3 separate regions of the Homo sapiens genome follow, and regions 1 and 3 are each linked to region 2. A link is a loop called in an ENCODE intact Hi-C map of the cell type or tissue named here. Cell type or tissue: endothelial cell of umbilical vein. All regions are shown on one strand.

Region 1 (8,000 bases), 220 kb after region 2:
ACTGGGGTCCTATCTTTAGCCTCCTTAAATGGAGTAACTGTCAGCCAAGAATTTTGTATCCAGAAAAACTATGTTTCATAAATGAAGAAGAAATAAAGTCTTTTTCAGACAAGAAAAATTCTGAGGGAATTTGTCACTACCAGATTATCCCTACAAAAAAATGCTGAAAGGAGTTCTAAATCTTGAAACAAAAGCTGGATATGCACCATAATAGAACCTCTTGAAAGCATAAAGACTCACAGGGCCTGTAAAACAATAATAATGAAAAAACAGAGTGTCTAGGTAACAACATGATGACTGGAACAGTACCTCACATCTCAATATTAAACATTGAATATATATGGTCTAAATGCTCCACTCAAAAGATACAAATTGGCAGAACAGATTAAAAAGTCACAAACCAAATATCTGCCATCTTCAAGAGACTCATCTAACATATAAGGATTCTTATCGACTCAAGGTAAAGGAGTTAAAAAAAAAGATAGTCTATGCAAATGGAAACCAAAAGTGAGAAGGCATATACTATTCTTATACCAGATAAAACAGAGTTTAAAGCAACAACAGTAAAAAAAGACAAAGTCACTATGTAATGATAAAAGTATAAATCCAACAAGAAGATATTACAGTCCTAAATATGTATGCATTTAACTCTGGCATTCCCAGATTCATAAAACAATTACTACTAGACCTAAGAAAAGAGATAGACAGCAACACAATAATAGTGGGGGACTTCAACACTCCACTGACAGCACTAAACAGAGATCATCAAGGCAGAAAGTCAATAAAGAAACATTGCACTTAAACTGCACTCTAGAACAAATGGACCTAATGATATTTACAGAACATTCTACCCAAGAACTGCAAAATATACGTTCTCATTAGTACATGAAACAGTCTGCAAGATAGACATATCATAGGTCTCAAAATAAAGTCAATAAATTTTTAAAAATCCAAATTATATCAAGTATATTCTCAGAACACAGTGGAATAAAACTAGAAACCAACTCCAAAAGGAATAGTCAAAACAATACAAATACATGGAAATTAATCTGCTCCGGAATGATTTTGGGGTTAACAATGAGATCAAGATGAAAATTTAAAAATTCTTTGAAATGAATAATAGTGCCATAAGTTATCAAAACCTCTGGGAAACAGCAAAAGCAATGTAAGAGGAAAATTTATAGTGCTAAATGCCTAGATCAAAAAGTCTGCAAAGTCACAAATTGACCACCTAACACACACCTCAAGGAACTAGAGAAATAAGAACAAACCAAACCCAAAGCTAGTAGAAACAAATAACAAAGAACAGAGAAAAACTAAATGCAATTAAACATAAAAACAATATAAAAGATCAATGAAACAAAAAGTTGGTTCTTTGAAAAGATAAAAAAAATCAATAGACCATTAGCTAGATTAATCAAGAAGAGAGAAGATTTAAACAAGCCGTTAGAAATGAAAATGGAGACATTACAATGACACCACAGAAGTACAAAAGATCAAAAGAAATACAGAAGATTTGAGGCTGCTATAAATACTTCTATGCACACAAACTAAAAAATCTAGAGGAAATGGATAAATTCCTGGAAACATACAACCCTCCTAGCTTGAATCAGGAAGAAATAGAAATCCTGAACAGACCAATAGCAAACAGTGAGATTGAATCGGTAATAAAACAATTTCCAGCAACAAAACAAGCCCAGTGCAAATGGATTCACAGTGAATTCTACCAAAGAAGAATTGGTACTAATCCTACTGAAACTATTCCAAAAGGTTGAGAAAGAGGGAATCCTCCCTAACACATTCTATCAAACCAGTATCACCCAGATACCAAAGCCAGGAAAGTACATAACAAAGAAAAGGAAAACTACAGACCGATGTTCCTGATGAACATAGATGCAAAAATCCTCAACAAAATACTAGCAAGCCAAATCAAACAGCACATCAAAAAGATAATTCAAGTCAGGTGCAGTGGCTCACACCTGTAACCCCAGCACTTTGGAAGGCCAAGGCAGGAGGATTGCTTGAGCTCAGGAGTTCAAAACTAGCCTGAGCAACATGGTGAAACCCCATCTCTACAAAAAAAAATATAAAAATTAGATGCATGTGGTGGTGCTCACCTACAGTCCCAGTTACTCAGGAGGCTGAGGTGGGAAGATTGCTTGAGCCCAAGAGGTCAAGGCTGCAGTGATCCATGATTGTGCCACTGTACTCCAGCCTAGGTGACAGAGCAAGACCCTTTCTCAACAACTAACAACAATAATAATAATAGTAATTCACCATGATCAAGTGGGTTTCGCCCCAGGGATGCAGGGATGGTTCAACATATGCAAGTCAATAAATGTAATTCATCGCATAAACAGAATTAAAAACAAAACCCACATGATCATCTCAACAGATGGAGAAAAACATTCAGTGAAATTCAGCATTACTTTATGATAAAAACCCTCAACAAACTAGGTATAGAAGGAATATACCTCAAAATAATGAAAGCCATCTATGACAAACTCACAGCCAACATCATACTGAATAGGGAAAAGCTAAAAGCATCCCCTCTAAGAACTGGAACAACACAATGATGCCCACTTTCACCACTTGTATTCAACATAATCTGGAAGTCCTAGCCAGAGCAGTTAGGCAAGAGAAAGAAATAAAGGGCATCCAAATTGGAAAACGAGAAGTCAAACCATCTCTGTTTGCCAATGTTATGATCGTATACCTAGAAAACCCTAAAGTCTCCTCCAAAAGGCTGCTATATTTGATAAATGAATTCATTAAAGTCTTAAGTTACAAAATCAATGCACACAAATTAGCAGTACTGCTATACACCACCAACAACCAAGCTGAGAATCAAATAAAGAACTCAATCCCTTTTACAACAGCAATAAAAAAACAAAATACCTAGGAACATAATTAAACAAGGAGATGAAAGATCTCTACAAGGAGAAGTACAAAACGCTACTGAAAGAAATCATAGATGATACAAACAAATGGAAATACATCGTGTGCTCATGGATTGAAAGAATCAATTTCATGAAAATGATCATACTGCCCAAAGCAATCTACAGATTCAATGCAATTCGTATCAAAATACCAACATCATTTTTCAAACAATTAGAAAAAAATCCTAAAATTCATATAGAAACACAAAAGAGCCTGAATATCCAAAGTCATCTTAAGCAAAAAGGACAAATCTGGAGGCATCACATTACCTGACTTCATACTATAAGGCTATAGTAACCAAAACAGCATGATACTGGTATAAAAGTAGTTACATAGGGCCGGGTGCAGTGGCTCACACCTGTAATCCCAGCACTTTGGGAGGCCGAGGTGGGCGGATCATGAGGTCAGGAGATCGAGACCATCCTGACTAACATAGTGAAACTCCATCTCTACTAAAATACAAAAATTAGCTGGGCATGGTGGCATGTGCCAATAATCCCAGCTCTGTAATACCAGCTACTCAGGAAGCTGAGGCAGGAGAATCCCTTGAACCAGGGAGTCAGAGGTTGCAGTGAGCCAAGATCACGCCACAGCACTCCAGCCTGGTGACAGAGCGAGACTCCGTCTCAAAAAAATAAATATAAATAAGTAAATAAATAAAAATAAAAATAGTTACATAGATCAGAACAGAATAGAGAACCTAGAAAGAAAGCCAAATACTTAAAACCAATTGATCTTTGACAAAGCATACAGAAACATAAGTTGGGGAAAGGACACCCTATTCAGTAAATGGTGCTGGGAAAACTGGATAGCGACATGTAGAAGAATGAAACTGGATTGCTGTCTCTCACCATACCAAAAATTAATTCAAAATGGATTAAGATTTAAATCTTAAGACCTGAAACCATAAAAATTCTAGAAGAAAACCTAGGAAAAACTCTTCTGGATATTGGCCTAGGCAAAGAAATTATAACTAATATCCCAAAAGCAAATGCAATAAAAATAAAAATCAATAAATGGGACCTAATTAAATGAAAAAACCTTCTGCACAACAAAAGAAATAATCATCAGAGTAAACACACACCCCACAGAATGGGACAAAATATTTGCAAAGTATGCTTTCAACAAAGGACTAACATCCAGAATCTATAAGGAACTCAAACAAATCAGCAAGGAAAAACACAAATAATTCATCAAAATGTGAGTAAATGACATGAATAGACATTTCTCAAAAGAAGACATCCAAATGGCCAATAAACATGTGAAGGAAAATACTCAACATCACATATCACCAAGGAAATGCAAATTAAAGCCACAATGAGATGCCTCCTTACCCCAGCCAGAATGACCATTATTAAAAAATCAAAAAACAACAGATATTGGTATGGATGTGGTGAAAAGGGAATACTTATACACTGCTGATGGAAATGTAAATTAGTACAATCTCTATGGTAAACAGTGTGGAGATTTTTCAAAGAACTAAAAGTAGATCTACCATTTAATCCATCAATCCCACTGTTGGGTATCTACCCACAGAGAAAGAAGTTGCTATATTAAAAAGACACATGCCTGTGTCTGTTTGTCACAGCACAATTCATAGTTGTAATAATATGGAACCAGCCTAAGTGCCCATCAACTGATGAGTGGATAAAGAAAATGTGGTATATATAAACCATGGAATACTACTTAACCATAAAAAAGAATGAAATAATGTCCTTTGCAACAGTTTGGATGGAGCTAGAGGCCATTATTCTAAGTGAAGTAACTCGGGGATAGAAAACTAAATACAGTATTTCTTATAAGTGGGAGCTAAGCTATGGGTATGCAAAGGCATAAAGAGTGGGATAATGGACATTGGAGACTCATGCTACTTTATATTAGTATCCATCCCATCCCTGTCAGCTAGCATCCACTGATCTTTTCTCTATCTCTATAGTTGTATCATTTGGAGAATGGTATATAAATTTAACCTTACAGTATTTAACCATTTGAGGTTGGCATTTTCACTAAGCAAAATAGCCTGGAGATCTATCCAGGTTGTTTATTATACAAGTTTATTCTTTTTATTGCTGAGTGGTATTCCATTGTATGAATGTATCAGAGTTTAACTATTCACCCATTGAAGGATATTGGGTTGTTTTCAATCTCGGCAGCTGCAAATAAAACTGCTGTGAACATTCATGAACAGGTTTTTGTGTGAACATAAATTTTCATGTCAGATGAATGCCAAAGAGTGTGACAGCTGGGTCATATGGCAAATGCATGTTTACTTTTAAGAGAAACTGCTAAGTTATTTTCCAGAGTGGTTGTACCATTTTACATTCTACCAGTAGTGTATGAGTGATAAAGTTTCTCCTCATCTTACCCAGTATTTGGTATTATCACCTTTTTTTATTTTAGCCATTCTGATAGATGTGTAATGATCTATCATTGTGGTTTTAATTTGCATTTTCCTAATAGCTAATGTTGTTGAACTTGTTTTCATGTGCTTATTTGTTATTCCTATTTCATTCTTGGTAAAATGTCTCTTCATATCTTTTGCCCATTTTCTAATTGGATCATTTGTTTATTTTGCTTTTGTGATTTGAGAGTTCTTTATATTCTAGATAAAATTCCTTGTTGGGTATGTGGTTTGCAACTGTTTTCTCTAGTCTGAACACTGTTCTTTCATCTTCTTAACAGGGCTTTCACAGAGCAAAAGTTTTAATTTTTGATAAAATGAAGTTTATCAAATTTTCCTTTAGGGTTTTATTGACTTTTAAATGCTCATATATTGAGGAAATTAGTTCTATGACTGTCAGATGTATTGGAAATATTTTTCCAATTTATGTTACTTTGTTTCATATAAAAATTATTCTTTCTGTTGCATAAATCATCATCATTTTAATGTATTACTTGTTTTGTGCTATGATTTTCCTAAACCTTCTCCTTCTTAAAATTTTCTTCTCCTTTGGCTTCTGTAATATGCACCCAGATTTTGTTCAGCTGCCCCAAAATCTAAGACTTTACAAAAACATTTCAGTTATTGACATCTTAATACAAATTTTTTTTTTGCTCTACATTTTTTTTCCAACCGATCTCACAACTTTATCTGCCACTTCTAGCTTTGACTTGTATTTCTAACTCCAGACTGATGGGACATTTACATATGATTATCCTTCTAACACCTCAAAGTCAAATGTCCCCTCAAAAAATTATTTTTCTCTCCCCTTTGGTTATGATTATCCAATCGTCCTAGGTAAGAAACTGTAGCATCATGCTAACCTTTTATATTTGTCTTATAAACACATCAGTAGTCACAAATTCCTACTAGTTTTATTTTAGAAAATCTTCTCCATGGTTCAGATGTCAGTCGTCACTAATTTGAGATGTTATAGTTGCCTTCTAAACAGTGTTCTGGTGTTCTCTTTCAGCCGATTATATTCATTATCATCAGTGTTGTCTCTCTGGGACATAGTCCAAATATGTCATTCTCCTGCTCATAATCCTACAATAAAAGAGGAAAGTAAAAGGATATAATATTAAAGATAAAAATTATATGGAACTGTGGGTAGATAAGAGAATAAAAATTTTATAGAAGTATATTATTTGCAACTCTATGACAATATATTAAAAAATCTGGAAGAAATGGATGCTTTCCTAGAAAAATATAAATTATCAAAATGGAATAAATAGAAAACCTGAATAGATCAGTAATCATGGAAGAAATGGAGAAGATAGACCATTTGCAGAGGGACCAGGCCTAGTCTTATTTGCTATAGAGGGAAAAGAAATGAATACAAACTTTCAACCTACAGTAAATTTACAGCCTACTAAATAGGTTTCAAAACCAACATAAACAGGTTCCACTTAATAGATTGGGCCAGGCAAAGCAAGGGAGTGAGACTGGGCAATTTCATTCTTGTTTCTTTCGAATTAATGACCTTTTAAATTTTTTTCCAAACAAAATCCTTTGCGTATAGAAACATCAAACAGAAACAGAGTGTTTGTGGGGGTAGATTTTTTTTTTCCTCATTTTTGTACTCTAGAAGCCTCCAGATGGCAGCATTTTACTTTGGAAGATGTTCAGTGCTTGCAGTTCATCTCCTGCTTTTTAATTCATAACGGCACCTGAGTCAGGCTGTCAACAGGCGGAGGGGACGGGAGACAAGGTGGTAGATGTGTTTCAAGATATTCTTACCTTTCACACTCTTCTCTGATTTACCATCCACAGAGATCCTCCGTAAATTGGCAGTTGAGGTAAGCACTTTCCCTACAGTCAATATAAAAACAGGCATTTTATTCCAGCTGCCTTTGTACCACCCCACAAAAATTAAACAGCTGATTTTTGTCTTCCTGACATACCATTTGCACAAAAACAATTTTTGTTTTTCATCCTGAAAATTAGGTAGTAAAGAGTCAATGTTACAAAATTGCAATAACATGGCCGGGCGCAGTGGCTCACGCCTATAATCCCAGCACTTTGGGGGCTAAGGTGGGCGGATCACAAGGTCAGGAGTTTGAGACCATCCTGACCAACATGGTGAAACCTCTTCTCTACTGAAAATACAAAAAGTAGCCAGGTGTGGTGGCACGCACCTGTAGTCCCAGCTACCTGGGAGGCTGAGGCAGGAGAATCACTTGAACCCACGAGGCAGAGGTTGCAGTGAGCTGAGATCACACCACTGCACTCCAGCCTGGGCAGCAGAGCAAGACTCCATCTCAAAAAAATAAATAAATAAATAAATTGTAATAACATTGGCCCTTGCCTAAATTGCTGAAATGTCCTACTTCTTGCCTCTGTAGAGCCTCTTCTCCAAAGTGCATATCATGTCACTCTCCTATTCCCAGCCTATGCCTTCTCATCACCACTAAAGTAAACCCAACCTCCATAAAACGATCTGCAAGGCCCTATAGGATCTGGCCCTCTCCACTTCCCTGACCTCATCTTCTACCATACTCCCTCTTCTCTGCTTACTTGGTTCTAGCCACCATGGTCTTGATGTTTTTTTAACACAATGAGCATGTCCCACCTGGGACCTTTGCACGTCTCTATTGTCTCTCTGATTTTTGCATAGTTT
Region 2 (8,000 bases):
ATTTAATGATAACAAAGGACTTGGATAAAATATTCCATAAGCATACATCCACCATGATGAAACACAGAATTGATTAAATCTTACCAAGGCCGTAAATGACAAAGGGAGGATCTTTAGGGTAAATACTGAGAACAAATGAGCGAGAGTCATTTGAGCTCCAAAGTTCAGGAAGAGTAGCAAAGGAAGATAATAATTATCATTATTATTAACTGAATAATTTCTATTTATCAGGTGCTATCTCATGTAATCCTCATTGTCAGCAGCTGTGATGTAATCTTGTCCACTTTACAGATGAGAAACAGAGGCAGTGACTAAATCCTTTCCAGGTTCACAGATACTAAAGTGGCAGAACCAAGAAACCAGGAATTCTCATGCCAAAATATGTGCCCAGGTGGACTCAGTCACGACCTGATAATGTCTTCCATAAGGATTTAAATGGGCAAAATGATCTTAAATTGTTCACATACATATTGTATTATAATTTTTTTGAAAGAAAGACCTGTTGGTACCTGGACCGAGGAACTAAGAGTAATCCTATGACGTTGTGTATGCTTTGTTAAAGGTAGCAGAAAAATTATGTTTGCATCAACCTGCATCTCCCCAGACCAGTCATACCTTGATCTCAAAGACTGATCACATTAAGGATGCTGAGGCAGGCGTGCCAGCAACTGTGGGGATGCAAATTACATCACAAGGTTATGATACATAGAGCATACTATAAACTGAATTGTGCCGCTCCAAAATTCTTACATTAAAGCCCTAACTCCCTAACTCCAGACTGTATCTGGAGATAGGGTCTTTGGAATGTAATTAAGATTAAGTAAGGTCATAATGGTGGGGCCATGATTCAACAGGGCCGTGGCTTTAGAAGCTCTCTCTGCTATGTGATGACATAGCAAGAAAGCAGTCATCTGAAAGCCAGAAGAGTGCCCTCACCAGAAATCAAACCCTGCCAGACCTTGATCTTGGACTTTTTATCCTCCAGAGTTCTGAGAAAATAAATTTCTGTTGTTTAGGCCACCCAGTCTATGGTATTTCATTATGGCAGCCTTAGCAGACGAATATGAAACATGAACTTAAAAGGAACAAAGTTAGTTTTCTTCTTCTTTCTACCCTTTCATATGTTGGGGTAAAAAAACAGGTACGAAAGAAGCACTCAGTTGTTGAAAAGAAAAATAATGTGAGATTCCTAGAAGTAGAATAGGTTCAAAGAAAAAAATACAAAATTTCTGTTTGTTATTCATTAAGGAGATTAAGTTGCATATGAAGACCAGAGTTGGGTCAAAAAACCTGGGCTCTAAGGAGGCTCAGTCTCTTATTAGGTAGATGCCCACTGGCCAAGTCATTTAACCTTTCCATTTCCTCAGTTTAATTAAGGAAGTCAGGATAAATGGCCTTTAACATTTTTTTTTTTTTTTTTTTTGCTAAAACACTCTAGGATCTTACAATCTAGCTGGTGGAAAGCTAGTCAACAGAAGAGTATACCCAGGATATATTGCTGAAGTGATAACACACAGAGAATTTAAAAGAAATTCCAAATTAGATCTGAGAAACCAATAGAAAAACTAAACATAATAAACATAATAGATAAAGCTAGACATAATAAAAGCTGTAATATGCTTTATCCAGGGCCCTCATATTTCCAAGGCAGTCTATAGATCATAGTGAAAGCAATTATACAATTTCCATTTAAATAACAAGTGTCTGTGCGTTAAAAGTGGCAGGTTTTTTCTCCCTTGAACAATAAGTCTTCGGCGACTATCAGCTATTTTCAAAGCACAATTAGAATTGAAGAAAAGACAGCACAAACAATACTGTTTTTCAAGCTATGAGAATCAGGAATTGAAGAGATCTGATATAAGAGGAAATCAGGTACAAAGAAACTATGTTGGTTAAAAATATATATACCACAATCCATAAAAAATGTCTATCGATATGGGATATGATGGTTTTGTGGAAATCTTTGACTTAAAAGTTCTAAAAAGCTAAAACTATGAAGCTCATTTTATTATGAAAACTGAAATTGAGAATTGATTTCAAAGCATTCAGAGGATTCCAATGTTTTAAAAACATAATGTATCCTCAATGTAGCTGTAGTGAGGCAGACAGAGAGCCCTGGAAGTAAAGTTGTTTACATTCCTGACCTGCCAGCTGCTGGCTGTACTATCAGGTCTAACACACTTAACCTCTCTTAGCCTTTTAGTTTCACCCACACAGCCTCAGTTAGAAATGAATATGACTAATGGGGCTTTGTGAAAGGGCTTTGTAAAAATGTTGCTTGAAAAAAATTCGAGAACTTCTAAAGAAGTCCAAGACATTTTCTCAGTGTCAAAGATGTGACAATATGAGATGTAAGACACATAAAGCAAAACGAAAAGCAAAAGGAAGTCCCAAGGCAAAAGAATCACATAAGGATAGAGAGGGTATCTAAAAGGAATTTTTTTCAATAGCTGTCAAAATAAAAATTTAAATACGTGAAAGCAAGCAATAGATTATTATTTTTAAATTTACCTACTTGGCACTAACGGTTTTTAAAACCTAGGCTAAGTTGAAATGTGCAGTTATCTATAAGGTAATATATTTTATTGTTCCTATCAGGATGGTAAACTCTGTCCACTACTGGCTTCCTCTACAAAAATCAATACTGGAGAAACTAGCTTAGTGAGAGAAATAGTTATAAGAAACTTAAAAAAAAAAAACAAAAAAAAAACCTATGTACGTTGAAGTCAGGATGCTGCAGCCTAATTTGGGAGGAAACCGGTTGTTGGAAAACTTTTCCATGCTACTCTTGCCTCTCTTATAAAGATAGGTAAAGCATACATCTTCACCACGGCATGGGCATTGGACAGGAGAGGACTAGTTGTTAATGTCAGCATTAACAATTAGTAATATGGGGCAGCTTAAGGACTCTTGTGAAGTGAAGGTGAAAACCATAGGTAGTGAAGAGGCAAGGGGTGATCAGAGTGATTGGGAGATTGGGTGGTTCCTATAGTTCTCTGCCAAATAACAATGACCAGAGGCTGGTCATCCGCCCTTCCCAATTCACATTACCACACAGGGTAGCTATATCCAGGAAATAAGAATTGATCTAAAAATCAACTAATAAAAACATCTACCTATTAAAGAAATACAACTATCTAAACATGTAACATAATGGGCTTCCCCTTTCAGTAGGCATAGGAAAGGGAGGAAACGGCAAAACCATGCCAGGCAACATCGTATTACAAGGAGGGAAGAAGAGAACGGGTTCCTATACCCCTACATTTCTCCCAGACCGATCATTCCAATCAGGCCCACAAAATGAGAGACAACTAATCAAGAGATTCTTGGAATTGCTGCCACTGTCTTGGAGCTCACAAAAGGAAACTGTATTGTGCCTGTGGAACTTTAAGCCAGAGGAGCAGAGGAGGCAATGGCCACTAGATGGCACCAAACTACAGCCAGGACCAAGAAAGATTCCGCTCTGTGCCCAACTCCCAGGACTTTTGCACAAGTTTGCTATAGTCATTTCACCAATATCGGTATCACACAGTCTCGCATTTTACATAACTGAAAAATCTGCGATCCCCTGATTGTCTTGTGTAGAGGTTGTATGTGCTGAAGCAGAATTATTGAAATACATGCCAATAATTCAAAATAAACATGATATAGCTAAGGCACTAAGGAAAGATAGCAATGTGAAGTATGAATAAGAAATCATTAAAAATAATGTTAAGTATTAGTAAAAAAAAATATTAAAATACAATAGAGATAAACAGTAGGATAAATACAGTTATAGGATAAATTGTTGATTTAGAAAATCAAACTGTGGTCCTTCCTAAAAGACAATAGAAAATAATAATATAAAACAACATGAAAGAAAAGGCAAGGAACAGAAGCAGTTATGTGAACATCCAGATAACAGGAGGCTCAGAAAAAAATGGTGAGAAGAGGGAGGTTGACAGACCAAAAAAAGCTTGAAAGGATAATTAAAATAAATGTTACAGAACTAAAAAAGAAAGATCAAAGATCTCAGAATGGAAAAATTAATAGGACAAATAAACCCATACCATGGCATATTATGGGTATGGTTAAATTTTAGAACAAAAAGATAAAATTTCTAAATCTTCCAGAAAGAAAGAAGATAAACTTTGGAAAATGAGTAAAAGAATATAATATATTTTTTAAGTATTGAAGAAAACAATTTTGACTCTAGAATTTTACATCAAGCCACACTGTCACACAAAGATGAGTACACAATAGAAATGCTTTAGGCATACAAGGCCACAGAAGGTTTGCCCATAAAGACCCAAACTAAACACATTCTAGAGAAAGTATTCAAATAAAAAACAAAATCAGGAAGATGATGCAAATATACAGGATAGAAGGGTTACCCAACATTTTACCTGTTATTGTCTTAAAAACTAACATAAACTAAACACAAGCTTAAAAAAAAGAAAAAAACAAAGAGCACCCACAACTGAGAACTAAAATGCTAAACAATATTAAGAAGAACAAGCAGCACAGAAATAATAAAGTGAATAAATCAACAAAATTCCAAACAAAAATGTAATAGGGAAGATTTTTAAAACGTTACTTTCCTGAAGACCAAACATATTAATAAATATTTATAAACCTTTCTCAAGATTCACCAAACTTAGGGATGAGATGGGGAGATGGGGGGGATGGGACAAAGCAGCAAAATACAGAATGAAAAGGGAGAATACAAAGTGATACATATTTTATTTATTTATTTATTTATTTATTTATTTATTTTTTTTGAGACAGAGTCTCGCTCTGTCGCCCAGGCTGGAGTGCAGTGGCACGGTCTTGGCTCACTGCAAGCTCCGCCTCCCGGGTTCACGCCATTCTCCTGCCTCGGCCTCCCAAATAGCTAGGACTACAGGTGCCCACCACCACGCCCAGCTAATTTTTTTGTATTTTTAGTAGAGGCGGGGTTTCACCATGTTAGCCAGGATGGTCTCGATCTCCTGACCTCATGATCCACCCACCTTGGCCTCCCAAAGATAAATATATATTTTTAAAGTGTTGTAAGTATAGGCTAATAATTTGGAAATCTACATAAAATGGAAGAAAGTCCCAGAAAATATATACATCAAAATTGTCAAAAGAAATAGAGACCTTGAATATGCCAAAAATTATGAAATAATTTGGAAGGTACTCAAAGCATCCCTCTCAAAAAGCCAATGGTCTACGTGATTTTTTACAAGTGGGATTTAAGAAACATTAATGACTTCCTAATGCAAGCTGTTATAGCAAATAGGAAGAGTGTAAAACTATACAGCTCATTATAGGAGGCTACTGGAATCTTGATTCCAAAATGAGACAATATACGAGAAGAAAATATGGGCCCACTTCACTTAGGAATTAGATGGGAAAAAACAAGCAACAACAACAAAAACCACCATCAAAAAAAAGAGCTAAATAAATCCAATACTTTATTAAAATACAATTGTCATGAAGTGTTCTGGAATGTAAACTTAGTTCAGCAGTATCTATGACTAGCTCAATTAATAGAGGGAAAGCATGTGATAACCATTACTACCTATTTATAATTTTTAAAAGTGTTAAATTATACAGTGAAGGGAACTTCCTTAAGTTGGTAAAGGTTATACAAGGATACTGTTCAATCTGAACTTAGCTGAAAACCTGCTAGTGGAACTCAGTGACAAAATTAATTCAAATAAATTTTCAGTTTTTAATTTTCCTCACCATCTCAGTTCTCATTACTCACTACCCAAAACTCGTGAACCATATATAACCAATTAATTGAGAATCTTGCTACACCAACTCCCCATCTGATTTCAGGCCCCAAGTAATCTTAGCAAAGAATACCTGCATGAACACTACACTTAATGGAGGGTCTGCATCTCCTTTAAAATCAGGAACAAAAGAGACTACTATCAACACGACTCAAACACAGTTGTAGAGGTCTTGGACAAAATTAAATTGAAAATAAAATAAAATTTGTAACGACTGGATAGAAAGAAAAAAACTATCATTATTTTTAGATGATATAAATATCCACCTAGGAAAAAAACAATAAAATGTTTAAAACTGCAGTACAAGGGAATTCAGTGAAGTTGCCAAATAAAAGAGTTCTTATCCTGGAGTCTATAAACCCTAATGGGTCCATAAATTTGGATGGAAAAATAATTACATGTTTACATTCAATGAAATACTTCTATTTACTTTCCCTAAACTTTATTACATTTTTACTTTCACTAATCTCTATTCAGCATTTCTATTATAAATACAGTCAAGAAACCACAGTTGTCAGCAATAAAAATCAAAGGTGTTTCCACATCACATTATATTTGTTGCAGACATCTTAAAAAAGCATTAATGTTCATTATTTCAAAATTATAATTAGTCAATATTATTTAATACATAAAAAACACATCTATGTATTTTCACATTATCCTGAAAAAGTTCCCATAGAATTGCTGCATTTCAAAGTGTCCAGGAAACTTCACTCCAAAAACCCATGATATGGGAGAAAGAGAAAATTATCCTTATTAGAACAAACTACCCAATATGATCAGCAAATTTCATTCTTAATGTGAAGTATTTGCTTCTTTTAAAGAATCTCTACTTTATGCCGGGTGCAGTGGCTCACGCCTGTAATCCCAGCACTTTGGGAGGCCGAGGCGGGTAGATCACGAGGTCAGGAGTTCGAGACCAACCTGGCCAATGCTGGTGAAACCCCATCTCTACTAAAAATACAAAAATTATCTGGGCATCATGACACACAACTGTAGTCCTAGCTACTCAGGAAGCTGGGGGAGGAGAACTGCTGGAACCCAGGAGGTGGAGGTGGCAGTGAGCTTAGATCACGCCACAGCACTCCAGCCTGGGCGACAGAGTGAGACTCTTTCTCAAAAAAAAAAAAAAAAAAAAAAAAAAATCTCTACTTTAAACGTCTCTTTTGAATGAAATCATTTGGTCCTAACTGATTCAGAAAGACAACAGGTACTGTTGTACCAGTGTAGCATCTATAAGTTAAGAGCACCCAAAACACTGAAAGAGTTAGGTGCTCTGTCCCAAGTGGTCAAAAGATAAAGAGAACCAACAAAGGAACTAAATTATTTAAACTGGCCAAAAAAGAGAGAGTAGGTAAAAATAGTCAACTTTATAAATCATTATATAAAGTAGGATAACAGGATGGTTCCTGTCTCTATACTAGCTCTTTTATACTATTTCAATTTTTTAAATGTACAGGTATAAGTAGGCTTAAAATGAAAATAGATTTCAATTAAAAATAAATTAAAATTTTCTGACCTTGAAATAAATGAATTAGGAAGTATTCAGAATTTTCATCTAGAAACCTTTCTAAATACATCTCCAGTTGTTGAAAAAGATCAGAGTGCAAAGATGAGATCAGCTCTCTTAAGCCTTGCCAGCTTTATTGGCCCATGACAATAACTTCAGTTGAATAAATCTTAGTATGAAAGTGCCAATTATAACTCTTCTAATTTCAGTGAAAGAATAAACCGGTCAATTACTTTCGACTTCCTTAGTTTATATTTCCTAATGCTATCTAGTATCAGTAAACATGAAAAAAATCATGTTTTTTAAATTATATCATTATAGTGACAGTTGATAGTTTTTAAATTTTTATTGGCATTGTCATAGGTCAAAAGCCCTATTTCTTTTATCTGTGATCCATCCTCTATATTAAAAGATTATATGAATTAATATTGTCAAGAATACAAAAATCTTTAAAAGAAGCAACAGAATAATTTATAAGTTTTGCTTTAATCAATGATTTATCTACATTTAAAAGTTTTCTCTTGTTTTCATAGACACTGATTATTTCATTGTCCTTTTAGTTGCTTTGATTATATGACTAACCTGAGGCAGCTGTTACTTCATTTTCTGAAATACTTTATCAGTCATTCTACCTAATCGGATAGAACTATCTGCACTGATCTTCTGCACTAATCTTCAGGAAAAAAAAATTCAATTTGACATTTAAAGATATTAATACAATTCTTAAA
Region 3 (8,000 bases), 84 kb after region 2:
CTTTATTAATTCAAGCAGCAGCAGCAAATTTAATAAAATGTTAACAACTGTCAATTTATGGGTGACAGGCATACAGCTGTTATTACTCCTTTTTGTATTCTATATTTTTCTTAATTTCTCAAAATAGATAAATAAAACAAGAATTAAAATCTGATCACATTTCACACTTGCTAAAATCTCATGCTATAGTTCTTATTACCTAGAGACTTTCAAATTTCACAGCATGACACTGAAAAAAATTTAACAACCTGGTCCTTTCTTTCTTTTCCAGACCAAATATGAATACTTCCCTACTACCTAGCCTATCAACCTAGTGGCACTGTAACACTCACCACTTATTAAGCATTCCCCATATTTTTCTGATGTTTTATCTTTGTTAACGCTCTTTTCCATTAGTGCAATTACCTTACCCTAAAATATGTCTGCTTGCATATTCATCACATCACTACATGTAATTCAAAACTTAGTTCAAATGTCACTTACTATTTATAGGATTTTCAGATTCCTTTCTTATCCCTCACATAAGAATAACTATTTTTGCAATTGGTGTTTCTATAGCACTATCATGAGACCAGGATCTTCTCTCTTTGGCAGTATAACTCTTGTTTAATTCTTCGACACCTCTCACAGTGCCTGGCACATAGTAACTGTTCAAATGTTAATGGAACTGAATGAACATCTGAAACAAGTGTTAAGGAACAGAGTACAGAGTTATCAGTTCATGAATTCATTAAAATTGCCATTAAATCTTCTGGACAAAAATCAAATGGTACTAGCTTCTGAATCAAAATATCACAAAAATGTAAAACACTATGTCTGTAATACAGAGAAATTTTGTATAAAATACTGCAATTCTATTATTAATTATATTCATATTCAAATAGGATTAAGATTAACACTAAATACTAGCTTTCCTCTTTGATAATTTCAGGAATTTTCCTAGAAAAATTTTTAAATACACTTCTGCTGGTACTTGCAGCTTCTCCTGAAATCAATTATCATCCTAAAAAATGATTTTCTACTCATGCTAATAATTAACTTCTTCCTTTGATGTCTCACAGCACTGGTCCATAAGTGTTTTCAAGGGAGATAATGTCTTTTGGAAGTTGCTACTTGGTTCAAACGTGTGTGGATTAGCATTACAGGTAATGTATCCATGCAATCCAAAGGGCTAGAGAAGAGAAGTTTGGGAATCTTAACAGATCTGGGTTAGAATTTTGACTTTGACACCCACCTGTTGTTAACTTCTTTATGCCTCAATTACCTCACTGGTAAAATTGGATAAAAATAGCTACCTCATGTGGTAGTTATGAGGATTAATTATATAAAACAGCATAGTACCTGGTATATTAAAAATACTCAATAAAAGATAACTTGTATCAAACATTTTCTATTACCAGCAAATGATAGCAAAATCCTGAGATGTAGTTGCTATGGTCTAAAGGTTTGTGTACCCCCAAAACCCATATGTTGAAATCCTAACCTCCAAGATGATAGTATTAGGAAGTGGGATCTTTGGGGAGTGATTAAATCATGAGGGCAGAGCCCTAATATATGGGATTAGTACCTTTATAAAATAGAACACAGGGAGCTTGTTTGCCTTTCTACCATGTGAGGATACAGGGAGAAGGTGTCTATAAACTAGAAAGCAAGCCCTCACCAAACACCAAACCTGCCAGTGCCTTAATCTTGGACTTGTCAGCCTCCAGATCTGTGACAAACACATGTCTGTTGTTTGTAAGTTATCCAGTTTATAGTATTTTGGTACAGCAACCCAAGTGGACAAAGACAACAATAAGATGATGTTCAATATCTTTAGATCACCTCTTTAGAATGCCACATTCAAATATTACTGTTCACTGGAAACTACCATTCTGGGTTTAAGTAAATGCCCCATCCATTAAGAGGGGAAAGAACACTGAAGGCGAGTATATACTCTGGATGATTTGGGAGGCTCAAGTGAGTACTTAACCCTTTGTACAAAATCCCTCAAAAATGTAAATTATTTATGTCTGGTATTACAATTAAACTCACTTCACAAGGAGTATTTGAGAAATAAGACATCAAGATTATAGGAGGGGAACTAAGGGTGCGGACAACCAATCTCCTTAATATATTAACTCATATATAAACCCATTAATTTATTAACTCTATGGTGAACAGTAAGAGTCAGGAAATGGAAGCTTTCACATAATGCTGAATTAACTACTGCTATTTAAACTGTGACACAAATGTTTATCTTATATACTACTCTAGTTGATTATCAACATGGCTACCAATTTTTTCACCTAACTGCTACAACAGCCTCAAATCACAGCAAAGAGAAAAAAAAATTAAACTGTCAGTGGCTAACAGGTAAAAACAGACTAGGTGATATTAGACATTGATACAGCCCAATTCAAATTAGTAAACTGCAGAAAGCAAATAATAGGCTTCACTATCCTCTCCTGATAGGAGAGGAAAAAAACCTTTATTGAAGCTTTCTTGTGTTTTGTGGCAATGAAACTCATTTGGCGCTTTACCTCTTAATCTCATTTAGTCTGATCCTCAATAGAACATGTATGAAGTAGTATTGTATCCTTTCTGCAAGGAAGGAAAACAAAGTGCAAAAATTAAGATAACTAAAGCAAGTCACATGAGTAAGAAACAGCAGGATCAAGGTTTTAACTGAGTTCAGTGCAACTCAAAAATGGCGTTTGCCTCCATCTCCCCTTAAAATGCTTTCAGCCTAGGGGGTCGGGGGGGAAAGCCTGGAGAGGTGAATTTGATCCTACATCATTCATGTAAGCCTCCAAAGGATGAAATTTAAAACAAGATTGTTACAGCAGCAGTCAAAGGACTCTAAGAGAAGTCACAGAATTATAAAACTAGTAAAATATCAACTAAGAGACTGAAAAGTAAACAGTCACAATTAACTTTCAGGAAATCAACTTTCCATTTCCCTATAATCATTTCCCTATAACTTTCTGAAATCTATTCATAGTATTACTATTTTCTTGAGAATTGAGTAATCTATAATAGTTTACAGCCTAATTATTCAGAGTAGAAAATGTAAAAAATAGGCCAAACACACACATAACGCATACAGATCTACATCAAAAATACTCTGACATAGGGCATAGCACAGAAGCTATTTTTAGAATAACTCATAAAATTCCAGTAGTTTAAAACACTGGCCTATATAACAAATGGCAGGTAATCTATCCGACCTCATCGTTTTACAATGGAATAAAAAGCCACCCAAAGAGGTTCTCTGTCCAAAAAGTAGAGAAGCAGAATCTGGTACAGGGAAATTAAAGAAGCACAGGAAATATACTTAACTGAGGTTTCTAGATAATGACTATATGCTCAAACTAAATATGACTTAAAAATAGCTTTGTGGCATGCACTATACAAAAGTGATATAAAACCTATCACTAGAAGAAACAGACACATACAATATGCTAGACCCTCACTACAGCTATACTCCTCAAATCTATGTGTATAGTCGACACAAGAGTTTTACAGCAAATGCAAACTATACCTATGTAGGTACATGACACCTGTCTCACTCAAAAATAACTGAAACAGAACTCAAAGAATTCTCTTTTGGGAAAATTCTACATCTAAGGCCGGGCACGGTGGCTCACACCTGTAATCCCAGCACTTTGGGAGGCCGAGGTGGGCGGATCATGAGGTCAGGAGTTCGAGACCAGCCTGACCAACATGGTGAAACGCCATCTCTACTAAAAATACAAAAAAAAATTAGCTGGGCATGGTGGCTTGCACCTGTAATCCTAGCTACTCAGGAGGCTGAGGCAGGAGAATTGCTTGAACCTGGGAAGAGGAAGTTGCAGTGAGCTGAGATTGTGCCATTGCACTCCAGCCTGGGTTACAGAGCAAAACTCCATCTCAAAAAGAAAAAAAAAAGAAAAAAAAATTGTACATCTAAGTCCTCAGTTCTCTGCTTCACCATAACTCATTTATGGCAAATCATTGTCCTCACTTTCCACATGAATAAAACTTCTCCCTCATAAACACAGGAATCCTTCCCCTTTTCTAAAGTTTATCTTACTTAAACTAGTGCCACAAATAAAAATGTTCTACTATCTTACTACTTTGTGTAAAATGGTAAGTTCATCCTGTGGCATTCTAGATACAATTATTTTAAATAACTTAAGAAGAAATTTTCCCATTAAGGTCACATAAAGAACAAAAATGTAAAATAAACCACAACATCAGCAGAAACCATCAGCAGAAACTTATAGAGGCATTACATCCTTATAGTTACATCAAGGACATAAAAGCTATGTCACAGAAATATACAAAGACAATGCTGCCATCTAAAGGCCAAGATATAATATGAAAAGATGTATGTATACTCAAATACTACCAAAATAGCTTGATATTTTAAGTCAGCAAAGTTTATATGAAAACTATGCTATGATTATTTTTAGACTCTGCAATTAAGCTATAATACTCTTTTTGAGAATATTCAGTTTATTAAGAGAATTAGCAAAATAATTTGACTGATTATCAGTATTTGTCAAAGCATAGTTGAAATTCTTTTGGCATTCTTTCTGACAGTGTTCTCTGTACGTACCTGTATTAGTTGCTAACTTAAAATATTTGTTGTTACATTACTAAGAATAGGTGTCAAAGTAAAAACATCCTAATTACTTAAAGCTATGGCTTCGCAAGTATTTAAATATTTCTCTTTATTTCATAAATTTTAAAAATACAAACTTCCTATAGGAGGTTAGTTATCAATATCTCAATTATCCAATAAAGAGTTCAAATTATTCTAAATTTCCTTTTGTAATAAACTTAAATGGGAAGAACTGTAGTGAATTAGCCTTTAAGACTTAGCAAAATTACCTCAAATTTCCAATGAAATGAAAATGTTAAATAAAAAAAAATACAAAACTGATGCCCTTAGCATTTACGTATATAACATATTTTTAATGTACCAAAATACTAGAAAAAAACTAATGTGAACATAACAAAAACCTTAAAAACATAAACAGTTGCTTTCTTTGGGAAACCATTGGCTAAAAATTGTTTGATTGCCAATAAAACTATTTCTTTATGTTTACTCAACAAGAAAAATAAAAGTCAACAAATATCCTACTGCTTGAGAAACAGAAAACTTCTAAATTGAGATCACCATCCTTTAATTTACCTTGGATGTAAAGTGAAAACCAAAAGTTAGGTAACAAATACAGTTGTGATGCCATAAAAACTACTATGTTTTACATATCTCCTGTAAGTCAGACTTCGTACTAGACAACTTAAAGATACAGTGTCATTTAATCGTCAAAACTATAACTAGCAAATAGACAGATATCAATAACTTCATTTACAAATGAGGTGTAAAGAACTCAAGTAACTTTCCCAGGGTCACTATGCAAGTGAGTGGATACCAATATTCAAAAATTCAGTCTAACACAGACCTAACTTCTCTTTACAAAATCCTACTGTCTCAAGAATGACTATTACATAAAAATTATTAAATGTTATGAACTCCAAGGGGCAATAAAAAGATCTCTTCATTTTTGAAATACAACTAAAAAAGCAAGTCTTCTTTGTAGTATACTACACATTCAGGACTACCCTGACAACATTTTCAAATACAGACATGCATTGCTTAATGACAGGAAAATGTTATGAGAAATGTGTCATTAGGTAATTTTGTCATTGTGTGAACATCACAGAATGTACTTACACAAACCTAGAGCATACAGAAAGCCCTGGGCCATATGGTATAGCTTTTATTGCCCCTAAGCTGCAAAGCTGAACAGCATGTCACTGTAATGAATACTGCAGGCAACTGTAATACAATGGTATTTCTGTATCTAAACATAGAAAAGGCAAAAATACAGTATAATAATCTTACAGGACCACTACTGTATATGCTATCCACTGTTAACCCAAACATTGTTATATGGCCCATGACTGTATGTACGCTATTTTTCAATTTTAAGAACTCCTACTGGTGCATCCTAGTGACAACTTTTTCTTTTAACTGATATGATGTACCTATCATATAAAAACATAAATGCTTTGGAATATTATTCAGCCATAAAACATAATAAAGCTCTGATACATGATAAACACGAATGAGCCTTGAAAACATCATGCTGAGACACCAGAAACAAGACCACGTATCACGTGATTCCATTTATACAAAATATCTAGACTAGGAAAACCCATAGAGATAGAAAGTAGATTAGCAGTTGCCAGGGACTAGAAGAAGGGTAAAATGGGGAGGGATAGCTAATGGGCACAGGATTTTTTTAGGGGTAATGAAAATATTCAAAAATTAGACATTGGTAATGACTGCACAACATGGTAAATATACTAAAAACCGATGAGTTGTACACTTTAAAAGGGTGAAATGTATTTTATGTGAATTATCTCTCAAAAAAAATTGTAAGATTTTTAAGCACAATATATTAAATGTGTCTGCATTACCCATGTATGTGCTTAAAATATAAAATCTATGTAATTGCCCTATTATATGCTCTAACTTATTGAATCCCATTTTTTATGATACTAAGTAAAAGACTCTATTTTACAAGAGTACATTTTTCTGGACAATAAAAAAAATTCTAACTGTCTAGAATTATTATAATCCCTAGAGATATCAGAAAGAACTACACAACCACAGACTTATGTTTGGCAAACAAATTTGATTTTTCCAATTTACCAGTATTAGTTCACTGTCCACATTTAGAAAAGATGCATTGGCACATGCTAATGAGGGATTTTTAACATGCAAGTACCACACACAAACACCATCTATTCAGTTAAAAGATCAATTTATAAAATCATCACTTTAAAAGGATTTTTGCTTTTGATTAAGTAGTATTTGAACCATCACAAGAAAATAAGCAGAAAAAATTATAAATAAACTTGAAAGAATTCGAAGGTTAGGAACAAAATGAACAATACAAGGATGATAACAAGTACTTACTAATTTGTTTTCCTGCATGTATATCCTTTGTAATTTCAGACAGCCCTTAGCTATGACGATCATGCCTTCATCTGAGATCTTGTAACACTGGCCGAAATGAATATCTTTGAGTTCTCTGCATTTTGAGCCCAGCTGTAAACAAACAGATTTAGCTGAATGCTCAAAAAATAACAAAGGCAACATATTTCAAGTGAGATTTTCATATAATTTTTTGAAAATAACCACGTCAGAGTTAAATATTTATGTTACTTGTAAAATAAGATAGAATGTAAGCAATCCATAACTTAAAACAGTACTGTATAAACATTTTTAACCTTCTAATTTACCCCCGTTTCAACCAACTCACATTACAAGCCCTCCAAGGTATGTATATTCCTTAACAGTTCAAAATTACATATCTATTACTCCAGTATATATATTTTTAAAGACAGGGTCTCACTGTGTCGCCCAGGCTAGAGTGCAGTGGCTCAATCATGGCTCACTGCAGCCTCAACCTCCTGGGCTAAAGAGATCCTCTTACCTCAGCCTCCTGAGTAGCTGGGAGTACAGGTGTGTGCCACCACACCTGGCTACTTTTTAAATTTTGTTGTAGAGCTAGGGTCTCGCTATGTTACCCAGACTAGTCTCAAACTCCTGGCCTCGAGCAATCCTCCCACCTCAGCCTCCCAAAGTCCTGGGATTACAGGTGTGAGCCACTGCACCCAGCCTCTCTTGAGTCTTAATAGTGAGGAAAAAAATATAATGCTTAAAGGAATAAATTATGGTGTATTCATAAAACTGAATATTATACAACCACTACAATTGGAAGAAACATTTGACAAAAATGTATGTAAGTTTTTATAGTATAATCCAATTTTATAAAGAAATTATGCATATTTAAATACATACATGTGTATTTGTGCACAGAAAAGGGACTGAAATACATACCAAGGTGTTCACAGTGGTTAATTCTGATTAGCGCATGAGTGAGTTTTTATTCCCTTCTGCCTATGAATCTTCTCTAATTTTTTTAATAAACATTGCTTTTGTAAGAAAAAAAAACTTC

What was found. Hi-C counts contacts between places; a loop is a spot of excess contacts. Peaks named below come from ENCODE experiments on the same cell type or tissue, not always from the same donor. Only the 100,000 strongest peaks of a DNase experiment are listed, where the experiment ranks them.
Region 1: it touches region 2 in a loop (19-fold over the local background); 3 of 110 quality-filtered maps call a loop at or near these places.
Region 3: a loop joins it to region 2, with 15 times the contacts of the local background. A loop is called at or near these places in 72 of 110 quality-filtered maps.

What each region holds. Positions count from the first base shown.
Region 1 is chr5:108,474,557-108,482,556 of GRCh38, forward strand. All of the region lies in intron 2 of LOC105379114 (a long non-coding RNA gene), which reads left to right. Among named protein-coding and RNA genes, the nearest start is that of FBXL17, 96 kb to the left of the region's middle. In endothelial cell of umbilical vein, no CTCF peak of the experiment used is centred here; no DNase peak of the experiment used is centred here.
Region 2 is chr5:108,257,335-108,265,334 of GRCh38, forward strand. All of the region lies in intron 4 of FBXL17 (F-box and leucine rich repeat protein 17), which reads right to left. Among named protein-coding and RNA genes, the nearest start is that of FBXL17, 120 kb to the right of the region's middle. In endothelial cell of umbilical vein, a CTCF peak has its summit at 3,417 (motif pointing right); DNase peaks (open chromatin) are centred at 2,187 and 3,417; H3K4me3 peaks cover 185 bases; H3K27ac peaks cover 311 bases.
Region 3 is chr5:108,341,444-108,349,443 of GRCh38, forward strand. FBXL17 (F-box and leucine rich repeat protein 17) reads right to left here. Exons shown (of 9, transcript NM_001163315.3): 4 at 6,956-7,087. Among named protein-coding and RNA genes, the nearest start is that of FBXL17, 37 kb to the right of the region's middle. In endothelial cell of umbilical vein, a CTCF peak has its summit at 4,341 (motif pointing left); a DNase peak (open chromatin) is centred at 4,288.